2 separate regions of the Homo sapiens genome follow, and region 2 is linked to region 1. A link is a loop called in an ENCODE intact Hi-C map of the cell type or tissue named here. Cell type or tissue: heart right ventricle. All regions are shown on one strand. Each heading gives the region's core, and the rest is flanking DNA. Links, peaks and the distances in the headings are about the cores only. Region 1 holds the start of SMIM32 (small integral membrane protein 32). Region 2 holds the start of LECT2 (leukocyte cell derived chemotaxin 2).

Region 1 (10,270 bases), core at 1,372-9,371:
TTTTAGGCTTGTTGAGTTCGAAGTTTCCCATGAGATACCCAAATGGAGGTGTTGAGTGGGCTCAGGGATAGTGTGGAGAGAGTCATCTGAAAAGCAACTGAAGCCATGAGAGCGAATGAGATAGTTTAGGGGGAAGGTGCAAAGTGAGAAAAGACCCAGAATAGCTGTCCTCCAACTCTGGGCATACCTGTTGGGAAGTACAGACCTCTTTACTGTTTCCTGATAGCACATGGCTGAAAAAGGACAGGTCACTGACAAAAAGTAGTTTGTACCACTGCATGCACTTCTGAAATGGCCATCCTGGTTAATAATGATAGCTCACATTCAGGGCATTTACTACATAGCAAACATGAGCTGAACACTTTACTGATAATGTTTCACTCCATATTGAAAATCCTTTGAAGAAGGTATTGTCATCTCTATTCTACAGATGATGAAACGGGCTATCAGAAATACAGAAATAACGATGAAGGCATGGAGTGGATGATCAAGCTCAGGTCATTGGCTCCAGAACTCAGACTCTTGGTCACCACTATGCTACCTCTCCTTGACTCCTAGCATCTGCAGCTACCTCCCCACCGTGATCTCCAGCCTCTCCCCCAACCCCCACCAACAAAAATGCGTTAACCTCAACCCTTCTGGCTGCTCACTGTGGCTGGTTATAGCAGAGGAACCCAAACACCTGTGACATGGGCCCTATTCCTGTTTTTAGCCTGCCATGCCCTGCTCTCCAAAGGTGGTTTCAAGACATCTTGGAACTGGTGGGAGGGCAAAGGGCAGGAGGATGTGTATGCACAGGTCTACACCCAGACAGTCATCTCTCTTAGTTTGGGCTGCTTCCATAGACTGGGTGGCTTAAACAGAAATTTATTTTCTCACAGTTCCGTAAGCTAGAAGTCCTCCAAGATTCGAGTTCCGGCTGAGTCGGTTTCTAGTGAGGGCCCTCTTCCTAGTTTGCAGATAACCATCTTCTCACCGTGTCCTCACATGGCCTTTTCTCCGTGCCTGCGCCTGGCCAGAGTTGAGAGCAATCTGTGGTCCCACAAGGACACTAATCCTATCAGAACAGGGCTCCACCCTTATGATTTCATATAACTTTACTTTCTTACTCTAAATACAGCCACTCTGGGGGTTAGGGCTTCAACATATGAATTTTGGGAAGACATATGCATTCAATTTTAACACCACCTAAATATCCAATCACCATGTTGTAGTCCACTTATTCTAAATATTGTAGAGGACAGATCTGAATTCAGCCACATCCCTGCTTCCCAGAAGAGAGTCTGGGGCTGGGTTCAACATGAGGAAGAACCCATTACCCCTCAGTCTAATACTATCCTAGAAAAGAGAACCAAGTTACTCGGGTTCACAGTGCTGGCAGATAATACCTTTACTGACCCTGTGTGCTTTCTAGATTCCAGGTCTATGCAGGCTCAATTACCCAGAAACTTATTCCCAAAGTGTCTATTCATTTGAAGTGGCCAAGCCTTTGGCTTAAGTGGCTGAGGCCACTGCAACCCTGTAGAGACATCAGAGAGAGCCCAAAAGCCTCCTGGATTACTCTGGCTTGAGCTGATTCTGGCCCAGGAACTACAGGTGAATCCTAAGCCAGTCATCTACTCATGTTCTCCCATGAAGGAACCAGTCCTTGCATTTGTTTGTGGTCACAGGAGACAGTGGGCCGTAGTGAGAGCACATCCTGTTGGTGGGGTCTCCTCGCAGCAGCAGTGCTGCTTCACGCCTATAGCTCAGTTTTACAAATAGCTATAGTTTGGACGCTCATTTTCTGCAAGCATTATTGCTAGCATGTTGTTATTGGTTATAATAACTTTGGTTATACTCTATTATTCAAACTTGTAGAGCTAGTTGATATAATGCCCATTTTGCAGATGAGGAAATAGGCTCAGATAGGTTATTTGCACAAGGCCATACAGCTAGTGAGAGGTGGAGCTGGGATTTAAAGCCAGGCATTTGAACTCCAGAGCTTGTACGTTTGACCACTCTGCATACTACCTTCAGATCTGGCCATCAGGACATGTGGTGGAGAGATACTCTGCCTCTACATTAGTCTCCTACCTGTCACAAGCCCTCAGACCAAGGCTGAAGGGTCCCCCTACCCCCTCAGAAGCCCTCAGACCAAGGCTGAAGGGTCCCCCATTTCAGCAGCATGTGATTTTGTATGCTAGCCAGGGGCCCTCATATTTCTCACATTTATTTCCGTCTAGTCCAAGGTTCATGCAGATTAGCTTGGGTTACCTTTATTATAGGCTGCAGAGGTTTGGCTACCTTTCTGAAGACTAAACTGAAATGCTGTGTGAGGTGATCATAGAATTGGCATCGTTAGGACCTGGTGGGTATTAGTTCTGGAAGGCGTGAAGAATCAAGCCCAGGGAGGCTTTTCTGGTTTCTATGCTTCGTCTCCAGTGCTTCCTGGGATAGAAGCCAGGAGGGAATCTTGGATACTGACTGAGGAGAAGTGGTGGGCTGGGCTGGGCTGGGCTGGGCCTCAGGAGCCCTGGCCAGTCTCTCTTCCTCAACCTCAGTCTGGTCTCAGGAACCAGTTTCAGTGTCAGAACTCATAGAATTGTTGCAGAATTTTGTGCCTGTATGCATTTGGCCAGGGCCAAGAGTCCTTAGTTTTCTAAAGATTGCCAAAAGCCCAAGTGACCCTAGCATGTGTTAGAATGACTGGATTAGACAGTCTGTCAAATTCTTTTTCAGTCAAACCTTCTCTAAGCTCTAGTGCTCCATTGAGCCAGGTGACTCCTGAAACTATTTTAAAGCCCCGTAAAAAGACTCCCTAGAATTGGGTTAACTTTGGTTAAGGTTATTACAAGCCTTCCTAGTCCCTCTCAAGTTCTTTGAAGTTGATTTCCCCTTAACTGGGTTTATGCATCCATTTCCCTCCTGCCAGGTTCTCCAGGGCAGGCCCCCATCTCCTTTGGGAGGAAGTGCTGGGCAGCTGCCCCACCACCTGATCTTCAGGCTCTTCCTTCACCAGACGGTTCTGGTCCAGATAGGGCTCTTCAGGGGCTTCAGGCCCAGGAAAGCTCAGAGCAAAAGGGAAGATGCCAGGTGGAAGGAACTGCCCTGCAGAAAGGGTCCCCAGGAGCCCTGTTAATGGGAATTTATTCAGCAGGTCAGGCAGCAATTTTCCCTGGAGACCATCCTGAAAAAAAAACTTCCCCAAGGAAGTAATTGACCGACCCTGGGAAAAAGCCGAAGAGGAGGTAGTATCATCAAAATGTCCTGGGCGGGGAGGTGTCTCTCGCTTGGGTCTCCTGCTCGGGATCGATCTACCCTTATCCCCTTTTCCAAAGCGGCGCAAACAATTACCAGCACGTTCTCAGCGCTAGGTCTAATTGGGTGAGTTTTTATTGTAGAAATGCGCCCCTGAAGATGTGAGACGCGTAGGTGGGCCCCTGCGCCTTTCCACCGGCCTCCCACTGCCCGTGCTCACAGAAGAAACTGGGTCCTTAGACCCAGGCGGGACCCACTGAAACCCCGCGTTCAGTCATTTCCCAGGGGGATGCGGCCCCCCAGTGCCAACCTTCCAAAGTTCAGGTGAGTTCACGACGCTCGGATCCTAGTGGGGTCCTCCTCGGTGTCAAGGAGCAAGAGAGGCCGTAGCAGCTGTGGGAAACAGCCACAGGGCCTGCGAGTCCAGACGGGTAGCTCCAGGCTAGTTGCACGCTTGCGGTTCCTGCCCCTTCCGTGTGCAAAGTAAGGAAGTCAGCAGGCGGCGAGCAAGCAAGACGGGCTGGCGCGCCGTCTTTCAGGAAGGTTTCCCGACCCGACCGCCGTCTTTCGGGAAGGTTTCCCGACTGGACCCTCTGTCCAGAGGAAGAAAGATTTGGCCAGGGGATCAGAATCACGGTACCTACAGGTACTGGGATCGAGACCCTACACAGGCTCCCGACGCCTCGGTCTCCCTTTCCTCTCGGGTTGCCACTCTAGTTCAGGAAGGGTCTTTGGGTCAGGGCACCGTGTTCCCAGGGGCCAGCGATCCCCGGTGTCGTGCCCTCCCTACCAGGCTCAAGCTGGCTGCTCTTGGCTAGGTCGGGACGGGGCGCCCGGCGGCCGTGGCTCAGTCCCAAGCTACACCGGCCGCGTCTTCCAGGGCGCGCGGGCGTCGCGCAGCGAGCGGTCGTGGGGCAGCGCGGCGAAGGCCGAATGGCGCAGCTGGCAACCGATGAAGAGGACGACGAGCGCCACCGAGAGCAGCAGCAGGAAGAAGAGCAGCAGGTAGGTGGGCAGGTCGGGCTTTGTGGCCGCGCCGTCCCTCATACCGCGCGCAGTGGCCAGCTCCAGCGGCAAAGCGCCTTCTGCCTTGACCGTGGCTCCTGGGGCCAGCGCGCTGCCTACCGCCGCCTCGGGGCCGCCCGTGGCGTTGAATATGTCGCCGTACATGGCCCGCGGGTCCCGCCGACCCCAGCCGGACCGCTTCACTTGGCCTGGAGCATACTGGCGCGACCCGGCGCCTCCATGGCGCGCCCCTCCCGCCCTGCCGCGCCCAACTGACCGAGAGTCGGTGCCTTGGGGCCGGCGGGGACTGCAAAGACCCCGGGACGCGTCCGCTCACTCGCCTCCGCGCTCAGCTGCTTTCCCCGCCGGCTGGCGGACCCCAGTTCTCGGAGCTGGACAGTTCTGTGCCCGCGCCCCTCGGGCTCACTGTTTCTCTCCGTCGCCACCAGGACAGAGGTCCCAGTCACTGACTCGCCTTTCGGCTTTACAACAGCCCGCTCAGCTCGGACCCTCAGCTCCAGTGAGCTCCAGGTGCTGGGCGCCTCTGGGCTGCGGCGGCGGGGAGAGGCACTCAGCAAGTGCAGCCGCAGCCCGGGGTCTCTGCTGAGCGCCCGGTGGCAGAGCGCACGGAGGGCGGGTGGCCAGGGAGTCCTCCGCGTCCTCCGGCGCCGCCGCCACCGCAGCGTCTCGGAACAGTCCTGCAGGCTCTGGTCCCTGTCGAGACGCCCAGTGTTCAGCGAGCTTGTCCCCACTCCCTCCGGCTGCTGCGCTCCTGTTTTGAGCAGGAGACTGAGCTTTCTGGCGGCTCTGAGCGCGCTCGTGTCCCGGGCGGGGGTTCGGGGGAGGGGCGGGACTGGCGGCGGCTGCCCGGGGGAGCGGCTGCGAACCAATGAGGGCAAGAGAGGACGCGGCTGCGACTGCCCCCAGCCCGGCCTCACATCACTCAGGGACAGAGGGACAGAGACAGGGACAGAGAGAGAGAGAGAAAGAGAGAAAAGCACAGGGTCACAGGAAGACTGACGGGCAAAGACACAGTTACAGACCTATGAACAGAGCCACACGCCAAACAGGGACAAACCGTTGAGGTAAGCAAACCAACTCAGAGACAAAGCTCAGCTGAGCGTGCACACCTGCGTTCATTATCCTCCTTGACAGGCTCCCTCCAGGCATGGCCTGGTTTGTTCCGAGTGCCCACTGGCTGCTGGGTAGCGCAGGCCGGGCACACCACCTCCAAGGGTGTGCAGACGCGCTCCCAGACAAGCATGTTCAAGCCAGGACTGATTCTGTGGGCCCCGTGTCCTCTCCGGCTGCGTCCTGCCGGTCTGTGTGCATCCCGCACCGTGTGCAAGAATGTTCAGCTCCCTTTTGCCTATTCTGCCTGGGCACAGAGGGGCAAAAGGAGGACATGGCGCTGGCAGTTGCCCCCCTGCCCTTGGCAGGTCTGGAAAGGCGAGGTGGCCAGGACAGAGGTGTGCAATCAGTTGGATTGAGTGGGGAGGTGTCTCCTTTCCCAGGAGTCTGAACTGCTCACTTCCTCTGCAAAGTCTTCCAGGACCCCCAGACTAGAGTGGGAACAACCACCCTGGACCACCACAGCCCCTGCACTTCTCAACAAGCACCCACCCCTCACCTCTGGCCTGTCATTTTCTTTCAGGGCCAGAATTAGGGGGAGGTGGGTGAGAAGTCTAGAGCACAATACTGAATGAGACACTCGCTCTCAGAGTCTGCAAGTGCAGGGTTGGGAGTAGGTGTCTCCTTCAGTTTTGCCCCTAGATGCCTCACCCCTCACCCTAGTCCCAGCCCTGTTGTCTGCTCATTTGTCAGAGACCCTCAAAGGGTCAACCAAGTTCACATCCATGTCTTTCTCCTCTTTTCCTCATCTCCCATTCAGGGGTGCAATACATGGGGAGAGCTTGGTGACATTGGCTGAGAGAGCCAGTAGAAAGATGAGTTAGTTATTCTCTCTTCCCACTGCACCTCATGCCTGGCCACCAGCATAACAAGAACAATCAGGGTGTGCAAGGCAGACCTTGGCCAGAGCTCATACCCACAAATCCCTGCTCAGCCCGGCAGAATCACCTCCGTGAGCTCTTTGTCGAAGTTGAAACTGTGGTTCCAAGTCCTGACTCTACAGTGTTTGCCAAATGAGGTACAAAAATGCCCTCTTGGGTGTTTTTCACTTAGTCCCATAGATGGACCTGTGGGGGTTTTAGCAGGGCTTGACAGTATTCAGCACTGCCCCATCTACCAATCACCATCCCAGACAGAGCCCCCCTTGGTCCTAGAGGGCTGCCTGGTCTGCTTCCAGGGTGCAGGATGCTGAGCCCCTCCACATGGCTGCCATCAATGCCTCATTTTCCAGATGGCAGAGTTGGCTCTGAGAGGGGCCAGGGCTTATCCGTGTTAGCACAGGACAGCCACCATGTATCAGTGATATAGCAGCAGCAGTGGCAGTGGGCCACTCAGGAGATGGGGGGAGTCCCTTTCTCTGAAGACCTGACCTGTTTCAGACAGCATTTTTCTCGGCCAGCAGCACGCTAGAGAACATTATGTGAAGCCAGAACAGGCCTCCTCACCAGGACTTTCAGCCAGGGGGAGACTCAGCTCATGAGTTGGATGGAGGGGGTTGGGATGGAGGTGACGCTCCTGCTGTCAGTAACTTCCTGGGTCCTGGGAAGGCATGAATGCGGGACTTGGGTAGCTCAGTTTGGGATTTGGCCTGGAATTTCCTCCTGGGATCTATATGGGAAGTGGCATGGCCTACCTCCCCCACTTTCTCTCAGGTCCACCATAACCCCAGGTATGAACCCAGGAGGGGGGCTTACTGACACAAGGCAGCTCATTTGGGAGGCTGTAAGTGGAATCTGGGGCAGGCCTCAGCCTTTTGGGCTATAAAATGAGGGGCAATGGTAAATAAGTGTTTTCTGGTCCTCCTCTGGAAACAGGCTGTGATTATCCAGGAAATGGTGTGGAGCAGGGTGTCTGCAAAGGGTTTGGTGTGGATGGAAGGTCTCTGCAGCTTCGCTGGTCATAGTGGCAGGACGGGGATGGTGGTGAAACAGGGATGGTAGTGGTGGTGGGCAGGGAAATCTTTGAACCTGATGTCCCCAACACTGCTCATTCCTTCCCCACAGCTGCTGCTGTTCCCATGCGGCATTTTATAGAAATGACACATGCAAGGTCTCCCACCTGTGAATGAAGAAGCTGGAGCTCGGATGTGGGAAGTGGGGCTCCAGAGTCCATGCACTTAGCCACTATAATGAACCTTCTGCCATGGCAGAATGATTCTAGTAGCTACCATTCCTGGCCCTCTTACCACAAGCTGAGCACTAGGCGGGGGCTTAGCATTCATCTTTCTCCGCACAGCAACCTGTGATAGGCACATCTATCCCCTCATTTTCTAAAGGAGAAAGCCAGAACCCCAGGAAGTGGTGTCACTTGCCAAGATCACATAGCTGGTTATGGTGTAGGGGACCCTCCAGCTGTGGTCTGTGCTTGTCCACTCAGTCTGAAGCTGCCTTTTCTAAAGAGAAACTCAACAGAGAGCATGTGGTCAAACTGCCTTCCCTTTTAGTACAGTTGGAGGAGGTGTCTTGCTTTTTGGGGGGCCCTGAAGTAGGGAGGGTACTGTTTCTTTTCTGAAAGATGTTCAGGGCCCTGAGAGGGCAGTCACGTTCCCTGCACATCCCCGGGCAGGAAATTAAACAAGGCTGGTACTGAGTAAATGCAGAGATGAAGTTTACACAGCTCTTTATACAAGCCAGAGCGACCTTCCATTAAGGGAGCTTTGTGTACCCATACATTTAAGTCTTTGGAAAAGATTATAAAAAGGGGCTTAGAGGTTGGCTTTGACAGGCAGAGGTCACAGGGGGGGACCTCAGGGCAACCTCTTTCCCATTACGTAGTTGTTGAGTGACACATGTTTCTTCCCTCCTGACCTGTCTGCGGAGAAACCAAGGGAGGCGAGGCAAGGGTGCCTTTCCTGCCAGCGAGAGCCATTTGGCAGCTGTTTAATGGAAACTTAGGAGACTGGGAGCATTAGAGCCCCAGGATTTCATAAACTGTGCTGCGCAGGCCTGTGGTGCCTGGTGGAGCTATTTCTGTTTCTTCCACACGCCAAGGGAATTATTATTAAACTACTCAGCGTCACGCAGAAGCTGGGGGTGAAGATCAAAGGTGAAAAATTGCTGTCTGAAGATTGGAGTTCAGACAATTGAAGATTGGCTGGTGTGGGTTTTCCCTGTGTGGGTGTTAGTCTGCTGGAGAATGGGATGGCCACTTCCTCTGTGAATGCTGATGATGCCCTTGCTTGCAAAACTGTTTTGTTTGTTTTTTAAATCATTGCCCCTGTTAGTGGCTTTCTGTTTGCTCGTTTTAGATGACTTTGGCAACCATAGTGGTTGGTGACTTTAAGGTTACATTTTAGAATGACCATTTTTTGTTTTTTGGAGATGGAGTCCCGCTCTGTCGCCCAGGCTAGAGTGCAGTGGCACGATCTCGGCTCACTGCAACCTTCGCCTCCCGGGTTCAAAGCAATTCTCCTGCCTCAGCCTCCCAAGTAGCCGGGATTACAGGCACCAGCCACCATACCCAGCTAATTTTTTTGTATTTTTAGTAGAGATGGGGTTTCACCATATTTGTCAGGCTGGTCTTGAACTCCTGACCTCAGGTGATTCGCCTGCCTCCGCCTCTATAAGTGCTAGGATTACAGGTGTGAGCCACCATGCCCAGCCTACAATAACCATTTTAAGAAGTAAATAGCAAGTAGCCCAAGCCCAGACTCTGGAATGAAGCAGCTTTCCTAATGAGAATAACCTGTAGGAGGCTTGGAGAATGGTCTTGCCAGGGCTTTCAAAATGGCTGCAGTTTGGTTAGTGGAGTGGGGTAACTGGAGAGACGATGGGGTGTGAGGGAGAAATGATTCTGCAAGGAGAGAGCTCTGAAAGGGCTTTGTCTCCTATCCCAGAAAGGGTGTCTCCAGTTCTGTCCCGTGGTCCTGTCAGCTTGCTGGTCTCTGGTCAGATCAGATGATGGGATGGAGTCAGTTTCAAGATTCACCAGGCTGGTGAATGTTGTGCCATTTATTTTTGAATCAGGTCTCACCACTCATTGGTTAGCACCTCAACATTTTTTTCTATGGTCCCAATGACATGTGACCTCATCTGCCTCTCCAGGTCCCTTTAGTGGTATAACCTCAAGCCAAGCAGGTTATGGCGACCCAAGGCTTGCAGGATCCTGGGATTGATAGACTGATAGTCACCCCCTGGACCCAATCATCTTGCTTTCTCTGGGAAAGGCAGAGGTTTGCATGGTGGTGAAACCACATTCCTCCTGCTGCCTGGGCTCAACTAGGTGTGTTGGATGGGGTCACGGTGGGGTCACTGCATGCTAAGGGATGAGCCATCACTCTGGCCAAGTACTGGCAAGGAGGCTAAAGCTGGGATAGAGCCAGTATATGGCCAAAGACTGGGAACAGGACTGTTGTTTGGGATCAGTTGCCAGGCTCAGGGGCCCCTGGTGGTCTGGCTAACATCCTCACGTCCCTGTCCCTAGGCTTCCAGGATAGGGTGCCTGGCCTTTGTGGTTATACTTATGGAGAGACTGGGAGCCAGAAAGAGTGCCTTAGTCCCAGAAATGGAGACAGGTAGCAAGGCAGGGAGCAGGTGTGTTTAGTCACTTCAGAGGCCCCGACTCATCTGTGGCACTGATGCAGGACTGCTTCATGAAAAGGTCTGGGACTTGGTAGTGAGGCCAGGGCAAAAGAACTCCATCAGAAAAAGTTTGATTTTGTCTAGGATTGCATTTTCTAAAATTTGGCAAGAATACTTCAAGTGGGATGCCATATTACTTTAAGTAGTGCATGGGCACAGCATTAAACATCATGAATCACACAACGACAAAGTTTCTGTCTTTTAATCTTATTTAATTATTCTGATTATGGCAAGAAGAAAAATTCAGTCTGGCTCAGTGTCATCTCAGGTCCTCCAAGAAGCACATGCAGAAGATGTATTAGGGGAAATAGCTG
Region 2 (10,270 bases), core at 981-8,980, 240 kb before region 1:
CAAGAGGCTCTGGGACTGTGAACCAATTCAAGCCTGGGAATTTATTGGGAATTGGGACCCATTATTGTGATGACTGAAGTCAGCATTTTGTTCATCAGACCTGGAGCATTTCCATTCATACAAGTCCAATAAGGCTTTAGTTGGCTGCTCATCTATTCAGTTCCTGAGTCACCATGATTACTAGCCAGTGTCACAAATCTCTGAGATTTAGACGAATCTGATTACTGCTTCTGCTCTCACTGACCTTGGCATTAACTGTTAAGTGCCACTACAGAGGACACAGTTCAATGGCAGAAGTTTCCCTTGTGACATTGGCCTACAGAGGACAACCACTATGTAGCTCCTCAAGGATGTGGGTTCGCTCAAAAGATGCCTCTCACAGGCTTGGTGAGGAGGGTCTCCTCTGGACTCACTCCCAATAGGAATGCATATATATGTTCATTAAAAGGTATAAGGAAGTTCGTAGCAGCAATTTTATAATCATCTTAAACTGGAAACTGCCCAAAAGTCCATCTGAGGAAGAATAGATAAATAGATGAAAGTATACGCATATAATGGAATATCATGCATCAGAAAGAACGTGGATACAAAAACATAAACTGCATAATCACGATGTGGAATGAAAGAAGACCCAAAGAGTGCATGCTGTTTAATTCTATTTATACCATTTTTAGAAACAGGAAGAACTAATACATGGTGTTAGAACTTGAGATAGTGATTATCTTGCTGGGAATAATGACTAAGTGGTAGCACAAGGGATCTCTGGGATGTGGGTGATGTTCTTTTTCTTGATTTGGGTGCTGATTACACAGGTGTGTTCACTTTTTGAAATTCACGGAGCTATACATGGATGTGTTGTGCACTTTTATGTGTGTATTTATACCTTGATGGAGTAACCAAACAACAAAACCAATACCTGGAGTACCAGGAGATCTAGCTTTACCTAAAACTTAGAAGCTTTCAAAAATATTTCACATTCAACTCTTGCAGAAGTGCCAGCATTTATGATTTGTGGGATTTGAGTAAATGCAAGTATCTATCCATTATGGTTAGCATTGCTGAAAGTGGCTTTGTTTATAGATTGTTAAGCAAAACCACATGGGCCACAGGAAGGAATGCCTCCAATCAGCTGTGGGGTTTCGTGAAGTGTGTGCATGAAGCAGAAGTTTTCAGAGAAAATGGTGAAACGTCCTTGAAAGTGCCTCAGCTGGGAGAGGATCAGAAAAAAATATCTATCGGGTACTATGCTTATTACCTGGGTGACAAAATAATCTGTACACCAAATGTCTGTGACATGTGGTTTACCTATATAACAAATGTGCACATGTACCCCTGAACCTAAAATAAAAGTTTTTTAAAAAATGCATCAGCTAGTTTGGGTACACTCTATATTCTTTCTGTTCCAGGTTTTATCATTTTGAAAGAAGTACAAAATCTCTACGTATGGAACCTGCATTAAATAAATGAGCATCAACATCTCCAGGAGGCACCCCAGGTGTAGACTCCACCTCTCTTACCTCTTCCAGATATTCGAACACCATTATTGATAGCATTCTTGTTTTGATAAGGTTTCTCCTGGCCCACAATCATTCCAGTGAATGGTGCGTACACAGTAGATCCAGCAGAGCACAAGATGTCCACACCCTGGTGAGGCCTCTGACTTCTAGGATGTAAATAAGAACGAACAGACTGAGGAACTGCCTTAGGGGAGCTTTACTGCCTGGGAACATGGTGTTAGCCCACTGTTTGCAGACGAGGTACCAAAGCTTGAAGCTGCCAGAACATGTTGGGATGTCCCAGGATGCCTCACTCTGTTTAGCCCAATTTTAACCTCCCTCCCCGCAGGTGCTAATAACCATATCATAAAGATGAAAGCATTTAAAATGGTACTTGGTACATAATAAGCCTTAAGCAAATATTAGCTACTATTATTTTATGGCATGTTGGGGGAATGAGGCAGTCCATGTAAGTGCATTTTCTAGATACCTAGATCTTGACATCTTCAAGCCCACTTTGAAAACAGCTGTCTTTTTATGGGAACCTATCATAAAAGTATCACATGTTACCCTAGTCTTATTTTTCTTGCAGTGATCTAGAAAAGTGATTGTAAACGTCACTTACTGTATATGGTATTTTAATACAATGAGTGATACCTCCTGGGTTTATTAAAGTGCATGGAGCCCAAATCAAACTATTCTAGATTGTGACGTGCCTTGAGTTCGTCTTAGCAACCCCTCAGCTCTTGCTTCCCGCTGCTGTCACTATGCCTGCTCTCACCAGCCTCCCCTACCTTCTAATAGGCTGTCACCTGAACGATCAGGTTCACCAGGATTGCTGCAATTATGTACAAAGCAACACTGAGCAAGCTCAAGAGCCAAGAATTTACTGTATCAATCAAGTGCATAAACTTTGCAGTATAAGCTGAGTCTGAATTTTGGCAATTCAAGGGACGTTTCCCATATTTCCCTTCTCTTAGTCCTGTTTCAGTATTTGAGGTTGCTTTGTAAGTAGTATCTGTATATGTGAGAGTTCCCCTCTAGTTAGGATGGAGATCAGTGATATGACTGGACACATGGCTATTTCATTAGAAAGTGGCACCCCAAGGTGATGTTGGGTATAACTGAAAATTCACAAGTGTGACCCTCATTTTCTGGAAGAGATAGTGGTGCTTTCTCTCCTGCTTAGGGCCAGCCTCTAATATTCAACATCCAGAGCCTGAGCCAGTAACCGCGTGGTTTGGTGGGAAGAGGAACCAAAAGCCTGAATTCAGGTCCAGGCTTCACCATCTCCAACTGTGCTTGGCAGGTCCCTTAACCCTTTGGTACCTCAGTTAAAGTTTCTCTTCTATAAAATGGGATAGTTGTGTTTAATAACCCTTTGGAAAAAAACAGTTGAGATAAGTGAATGTGTGAAGACATTCAGAAGGAAAACATTGTGTTTGCTCCCTGATCTTTTCCTTCTTCCACATTCTGATCCCAATTTATAGCTCATACTTGAAGCAGAGTTCTTGGAAGCTGCTCCAAAGACAGTGATGTAACTGGTTACATCTCTGGTTTTTCATGCTGTCAGAACTGTGAGCCCTTGAGGCAACCAACGTTGGGCAAGGACACTAAGAAAAGAGGTTAGGGACCAAAGGGTTGGGTGGGTGGTTGTGCAACTTCATACCTTTGAGCAGAGTACTGTCCACAGCCATGGCGGTCACACGTCCGGATCTCATTGGAAGACTTGCCAGCACATATATTAGCCCATGGCCCTGCCAGTGCTAAAAAGGAGAAAAGTGAGAGCAGAGCTCCTGGCCTCAGACATTTCCTATCCCCATTTGCCTTATCAGTCACACAGTTGATCCTGACAATTCTGTTTTCACTGTAGTTTTCCCTGGACTTTATGTATTTATGGGAAGATCGTCCTTCCAGAATTTTATTTCCTGATTCAGATGTAAAATTGGCTTTTTCCCTGGCCACAGAATTCTGCTTTGTGACGTTAGAGTATCAGTGAATACAATTTTTTTTTTTTTTGGATCGGAGTCTCACTCTGTTGCCAAGCTGGAGCACAGTGGCGTGATCTCAGCTGACTTCAACCTCCATCTCCTGGGTTCAAGTGATTCTCCTTCCCCAGCCGCCTGAGTAGCTGGGACTACAGGTGCGCACCACCACACCCAGCTAATTTTTGTATTTTTAGTAGAGACGGAGTTTCACCATGTTGGTCAGGACGGTCTTGATCTCTTGACCTCGTGATCTGCCTGCCTCAGCCTCCCAAAGTGCAGGGATTACAGGCGTGAGCCACTGCGCCCAGCTGAATGTGTTTCTTTATAAGCATTGGCCTCCATCATTATACTTTGCTTCAGATCCATTAGTAAATGGTATAAGTTGTGCTTTTCTATTTTTCTTTGCTCATTATCTGCCATGGGGATCATTATTTTTAGATTAAGCAAAAATAATAAAATAGCATGGCTCAGAAAATAATTTTAGAAATTGTAATTTTGAAATGGTTAGTTCCACTAATCAAATCCAAGCAAATGTTTGAATTAAAGGAGAAACGAACTCTGTACTAGCCAAGTTTGTTTAACACTAGATAAATCTCTCATAGTTGCCAACATGGAAGAGGGAGATTCTTAAAAATAATCTGAAATGTCAAACCAATTTAGCCTAGACTGAGATTAGGGGTGAAGGTAGGAGAAGGAGTAGAACCAATTATATGAAAAATTATGAAACGTGGAGGAGGGGCTGCTTTCTCAGCAGACTTGGTGCAAACTTTGTTTCAGGCACAATTTGTTTCTTTACTATAGTAAGCACTTAATAAATGTTCAATGGAATTAAATGTCCTGGATTTCCAGTGTTAACATTCACAGAGAGATACAGTGAGCACACTCAACCTTGCACTTTGAAACAAACAAGCAAAAGCGAGAGCCTGGTAATTTGACTATTGATTTTATTTAAAGACATTTTACTCTTCATTAATACCTATCCTGTGAAGAGAACCTACAGAATATGGCCATTAAGCCTCTTCTTTAAAATACTTTTAAAAGGTGGGTTTCAAAAGTTTTATGCCTTGGAGCCAAGCTCCAAATCAACACCTTGATCAAGATATAATCCCATCACTTTGGCAACTAATATTTATCCTTGGGAATTGAGGCAAATATCAGACAGTGTAGTAATTTATTCACTTTTTCCTCCTTCGGTGAGTATTAAGGGAGCCATCCCTTTGTCTTAATCCATACCAGTCTCTGTATTAGTATCTGTATCAGAATTTGATTTTGATCAAAATCAGAATCAAATATTTATATCAACTTTTTATTATCTAGTTTTGTTCTAGTTAAGTCCCAGACCCAGACTCAGACTGAAAGGCTTTGTAATGTCTTCTCAACCCACTATTATGTTTCCCTCATTAAAGAACCGGAACATTCCATTTAAATTACTTAAAACATCCTCAGGACCATGTGTCATTCCTATTTCATTTTTAATAGCCAAATACACAAGTCTTTGTTGTGATCATGCTATTAATGACTTTTTAATCTTTTTAGTCTTCCCCTGAAATCAGTTTTTAAAAGTTAATCAATATTCTAAAATTGCACTTTCGACTTACCGGTAGAAATCAGACCAGCCAAAAGGAGGGCTTTGGTGGAAAACATCTGGTTTTACTTCCTTTAGTTTCTTCCTCTGATTAGAGTTGCCCCCACACTCTCTTTGAAGAATATTCAAGTTTGAATGAATACTTCCTAGCTATTTAGCCTTAGAATTCTGCATCTCTCATTTCTTTAGTGTGAGACACAAAAAGTTTAAGAGGATGGAGCAAGTCAAGTTCTAATATTCCATGGATAGCTATTTGATTTGCAGGTAGGGCCTATGTAAAAGCCTTTGATCTGAAGAAGAAGCCAATTATATTGGAAATACTGACTAAATATTAACAGAAAATGATAAGGCTAGGTGCATATCGACAGTCTTCTGGGCTGTGGCTTGTAGGAGAATGTTCGTGCGAATGATGGAATATTTAGTGCTGCCTGCTGGTAGATCTTTCTTTTATTTCCTTGATAGCACATATTTCAGAAGAAAATTGGTCATTAATAATGTGTAGCCCTTCATAACATATTCCTTAATATATCCCTTAGGTGTTTTTGAATTCTCAGTTTAATTATATTTCACCTGTGTAATATTTGCAAATAACTTTAATATTTTAATAAAATTGCATGTATTCACCTTAAATATGTGATTTTTAAATGTTTTCTTGTTTATGATAATGGTAAGTTAACACCATTAAAAGCATCCATCAATAAAGGAAAAAAGATTAATTATAATATAGTCATTGATATGGTTTGGATCTGTGTCCCCACCCAAATCTCATGTTCAATTGTAATCCCCAGTGTTGGAGGTGGGGCCTGGTGAGAGGTGATTGAATTATGGGGCTAGAGTGCTCATGAATGGGTTGGCATCATCCCCTTAGTGCTGTTGTCCTGATAGTGAGTGAGTGAGTTATGGTGAGATCCGGTTGTTTAAAAGTGTGTAGCACCTCCCCTGTTCTCACTTCCTCCTGCTTCAGCCGTGTAAGACATGCCTGCTTGCCCTTTGCCTTCCGCCATGATTTTCAGTTTCCTGAGACGTCCCAAGAAGCTACCATGCTTTCTGTACCTCTTTTCTTTATAAATTACCCAATCTCAGGTATTTCTTTATAGCAATGCAAGAACAGAATAATACAGTCATACAACAGAGTAAAATATAACAATTTAAATGAAGACAATCTACATGTATTAACACAGCTAGATCTCTAGATATACTGTTGAATTAAAAAGCTATTTTTAGAATTATATATATAGTATCATACTATTTATAATATGTAAAATCTGAAAACAAGTATATTAATCTTAATGAATGCTGTATGTATAATAAAAATATGCACAGACTACCTTTAAGGTACTAATTACTTCTGGATAGTGAGAGAAATAAAACCGTGGAAGGATATACAGAGTACATAAACTCTAAAATATTTTATTTCTAAAAAAAGAAAAAAATCAGAAGCAAATATGTTAAAATATTAATTTGTTAATTATTGGAGATAGACACATGGATGTTATGTTACCCTGTACTTTTCTGGGGAATTAAATTTTCAGTGTGTTTCAAATATATGTTAGCAGCTCCTTTTTAGCTTAATATTAGATGAGCACCTGGAATTTTCTATGGAAGCTTCCCCATTTAAATTATGTGCCAGTAGCTGTGGGAGATTGGGATTGTAGCCCCAGTTCTTCACCCTCTCTGCATCCACACCTTTGCCATGTTTCATGGGGGCAAAGGGAACTTTCCTCACCCTTGATTTTGGGTTTAGCTGTGTAGCTTTGACCACTAAGATGAGGCAGAAGTGGCAGTGGGTCGGGAAAGCCTGGGTCTTCTGGGGCCTTAGTCTTTGCACACTCCTTCCTGTGTTTCTACATCGCCGTGAGGCAGATGATCCTGCTGCCCTGGGAAGGGAATGGATGCCATGCAGAGCACAGTTGCCCCTACAAAATCCAGCTTAGTATACCCTATGAATGTATGGGCTTAACTGGCTGTCATTGGAAGCCACTGAGTTTTGGTGTGGTATGTCACACAACAATAACTAAACGATGCCAATGAGATTATGCACCTAATTGTTTTTGCTTCACACACAACCTTTCAAGGAGGCATCTAATGTATACAATATAGAATGCCAACGCATTGAATACATCAAGGATCTGAGTCAATGTACTGAAAGAATAGGTTAGTGAAACAAAACAGATGATTCAGAAATAGGCACAAATATATACAGCATGTAGTATACAATAGAAGTCATACTTTAAATGATTAGAGGAAATATAAGTCATTCTATTAACTGTATTGAGACAACAACTGGCAAGAAATAAAAGTGCAGTCTAGGCGTGGTGGCTCATGCATGTAATCCTAGCACTTTGTGAGGCCTGTGCGGGAGGATCACTTGAGGCCAGGAGATCGAGACGAGCCTAGGCAACATAGCAAAACCCCATTCCTACAAAACATTTTTAAAACTTAGTCAGGCATGGTGTGTGTGTACGCAGTCCTAGCTACTTGGGAGGCTGAGGCAGAAGGAATATTTGAATCCAGGAGTTTGAAGTTACAGTGAGCTACGATCATGCCACTGCACTCCACCCTGGGTAAGATAGTGAGACCCTGTCTCAAAATAAATAAATAAATAAAAGTTCAATCCATATCAAAGTGAACCAAACATTTGTATGCAAAAGGAGAGAAAGAGGGAGGAGGAGGAAAGAAAGAAAAGAAATGAACTGAAACCATAGAAATACTAGGAGAAATTATGAATGATTTTTAATGGTCTTGGTATGGGTTGGACTTTTCAAAGAATGTTAAAAAACCCAGAAGTGCTGAAGGAAATATTTGATAAATGCGTTATAACAATAATAAAAAAAACTTTCTACAAAGCCAACAGTATCCTGATCAGAGTCAAAAGATAATAATCTGAAAAAAATATCTATAACCCATATAATATGACAGATAAGGAACTCATCTCCCTAATATATAAAGAATTCTTTAAAAAAATAAAAGGTGTAAACAAATTGATAGAAAAATGGGCAAAGGCCAGGCGCGGTGGCTCACACCTGTAATCCCAGCACTTTGGGAGGCCGAGGCAGGCGGATCACGAGGTCAGGAGTTCGAGACCAGCCTGGCCAACATGGCGAAACCCCATCTCTACTAGAAATACAAAAATTAGCCAGATGTGGTGACAGACACCTGTAATCTCAGCTTCTTGGGAGGCTGAGGCAGGAGAATCGCTTGAACCTGGGAGGCGGAGTTTGCAGTGAGCCGAGATTGTGCCATTGCATTCCAGCCTGGGCAACAAGAGCAAGACTCCGTCTCAAAAGAAAAAAAAAAGAAAAATGGGCAAAAGATAGCAGCAGACTTTCCTAAAAGAAAAAATACAGATTACCAATATGTATTTGAAAATATGATCCACTTCACTTAAAATTAACAATTGTAAACCAGAATGAGGTGTAGTTTTTCACCCATCAAATTGACAAAGGTATGTAGAAACATTTATTGAAAAGTGTAAGTTGGTTTAACCTCTTTAGAGTACAATTTTGCAATACCCCTCACATTTTTAAATGCACAAAACCTTTGCTCCAGCAATGCTATTGTTTTCCTACCTGTGGCCTGCTTTCCTCCTATTTTCCCTGCCTTCTGCATTAACTGTTTCCAATGTATCTTCCCCTCTGAAGCCAGTGCCGTCCTCTAAACTGCAGAAGAGATGGTAGGAGACTCTTTTGAAACCCGTAATGGGATAGGATCTGAGCAATGTCATCAATGCTGAAAAGCTGATGAGAAACTTTGTAATGGATGGATCAGGCTGATGATACCTAATCAATCGTATTGTTAAGAAGAGAGAGAAGGAGAGAGTATATCAGACATTTTATACCTCCTGTTGGAAATGCACAACACAACCTATAAAGTATTCTTGTCAAAAAATCAGGCTAAAGTCTTATAAGGCCATTAGCTCTAACTTTCAGTTTACAGGAACTATGCAGCACAGGGATGCATGTTAAATGTACCACAAGAATGCAGTCAGACAAATGCAGGCTGTAGGAAGTTCTACCAGATAAAGAACCTGGTTTCTTCAACAAATAAATTCTGAGGAAAGGAAAATAGAGAGAGGGGCAATCTGTGGATTAGAAGAGATTTACAAGATTTATCAACAAAATGCCGTGTATGGACTTTACTTGGAGTCTGAATCAAATGAGGAAATGATAGACAGAGAGAAACAGAGAATAGGGACAATTTTAACACTACTTGATGATATTAGAAATTATTCTGTGTAATTTTAAGCATAATACATTAGGTGTTTGTAAAAAGTTCCTATCTTTTAGAAATACATACTGAAACATTTATGGGTATGAAATCATAGGATGTTTCAGATTTGCTTCAAAATAATCCAGGAGTTAGGAGAGTAGGTAGCATATAGATTAAACACAATTGGCTATGAACTGCTAATTACTGAAGCTGGGTAATGAGTACGCAGAAGTTTACTATACTATCCTCTCCAGTTTGTTTATATTTGAAAGTTTTCCCATAGCAACAAGTTAAATAAAGACATTTGTTGGACAATTAATTTGTTGGCAATATCTTTTGAACATAAAAAAGTTCCCATACAGCAAGGAAAAACTGATTTTTCTGTAACCTTGGTAATATTTAGCCACCTATATTTTAAACCCTTTAATCAGTCAATGACAACCCACGTCTGGTAAACATGCTCTTCAAAACAACCAATCAATAACAGCCCCTTGCTTCTGACTTTCAGCCAATTAGGGACAGACTCACTCTAGTAAGTGATTCCCAGCCAATCAACAACAGTCTTACCTGAGCACCATGTCTTTTAATCCGTCAAACCTCTAACATTCCGAAAGTTCACAAACCCCCGAACTCCCAGCTTCCCAAATCCATACATAAATAAGATGAACAGGCTGCTCTGCTTGGAAAGATTGTGCCTGACCGACACAGCTCTTCCTAACTATTGTCACTCATTCAGCTTTGTCTTTTTATTTCAGATAGTGGGTTGAGTGATGGTCTCGTCCTCCTAAGAAACATAGTTGATCCTGTCCATACCCTGCGACAGAACAGCTTCACTCTTAGTTATACTCTTGCATGTGTACACGTTCAAAATGTTCATAGTAGTATCATTTGTAGTAGTGTAAAACAGGAAACAACCTATATGTGCATCAACAGTAGAATGGGAACAAATTCTGGTATTTTTGTTTAATGAAATACCCTACAAGAATGGGAAT

Evidence for each region. Peaks named below come from ENCODE experiments on the same cell type or tissue, not always from the same donor. Only the 100,000 strongest peaks of a DNase experiment are listed, where the experiment ranks them.
Region 2: a loop joins it to region 1, with 2.2 times the contacts of the local background. A loop is called at or near these places in 4 of 110 quality-filtered maps.

The regions. Positions count from the first base shown.
Region 1 is chr5:136,188,115-136,198,384 of GRCh38, forward strand. SMIM32 (small integral membrane protein 32) reads right to left here and starts at 5,048. Exons shown (of 1, transcript NM_001350994.2): 1 at 3,354-5,048. The coding sequence starts at 4,410. The coding sequence ends at 4,099. RefSeq lists enhancers at 3,931-4,845, 5,002-5,519. In heart right ventricle, for the core only: no CTCF peak of the experiment used is centred there; a DNase peak (open chromatin) is centred at 5,037; H3K4me3 peaks cover 2,128 bases; H3K27me3 peaks cover 4,466 bases.
Region 2 is chr5:135,949,706-135,959,975 of GRCh38, forward strand. It overlaps LECT2 (leukocyte cell derived chemotaxin 2), which reads right to left and starts at 5,278. Exons shown (of 4, transcript NM_002302.3): 1 at 5,083-5,278; 2 at 3,166-3,262; 3 at 1,518-1,663. The coding sequence starts at 5,128. In heart right ventricle, for the core only: no CTCF peak of the experiment used is centred there; no DNase peak of the experiment used is centred there.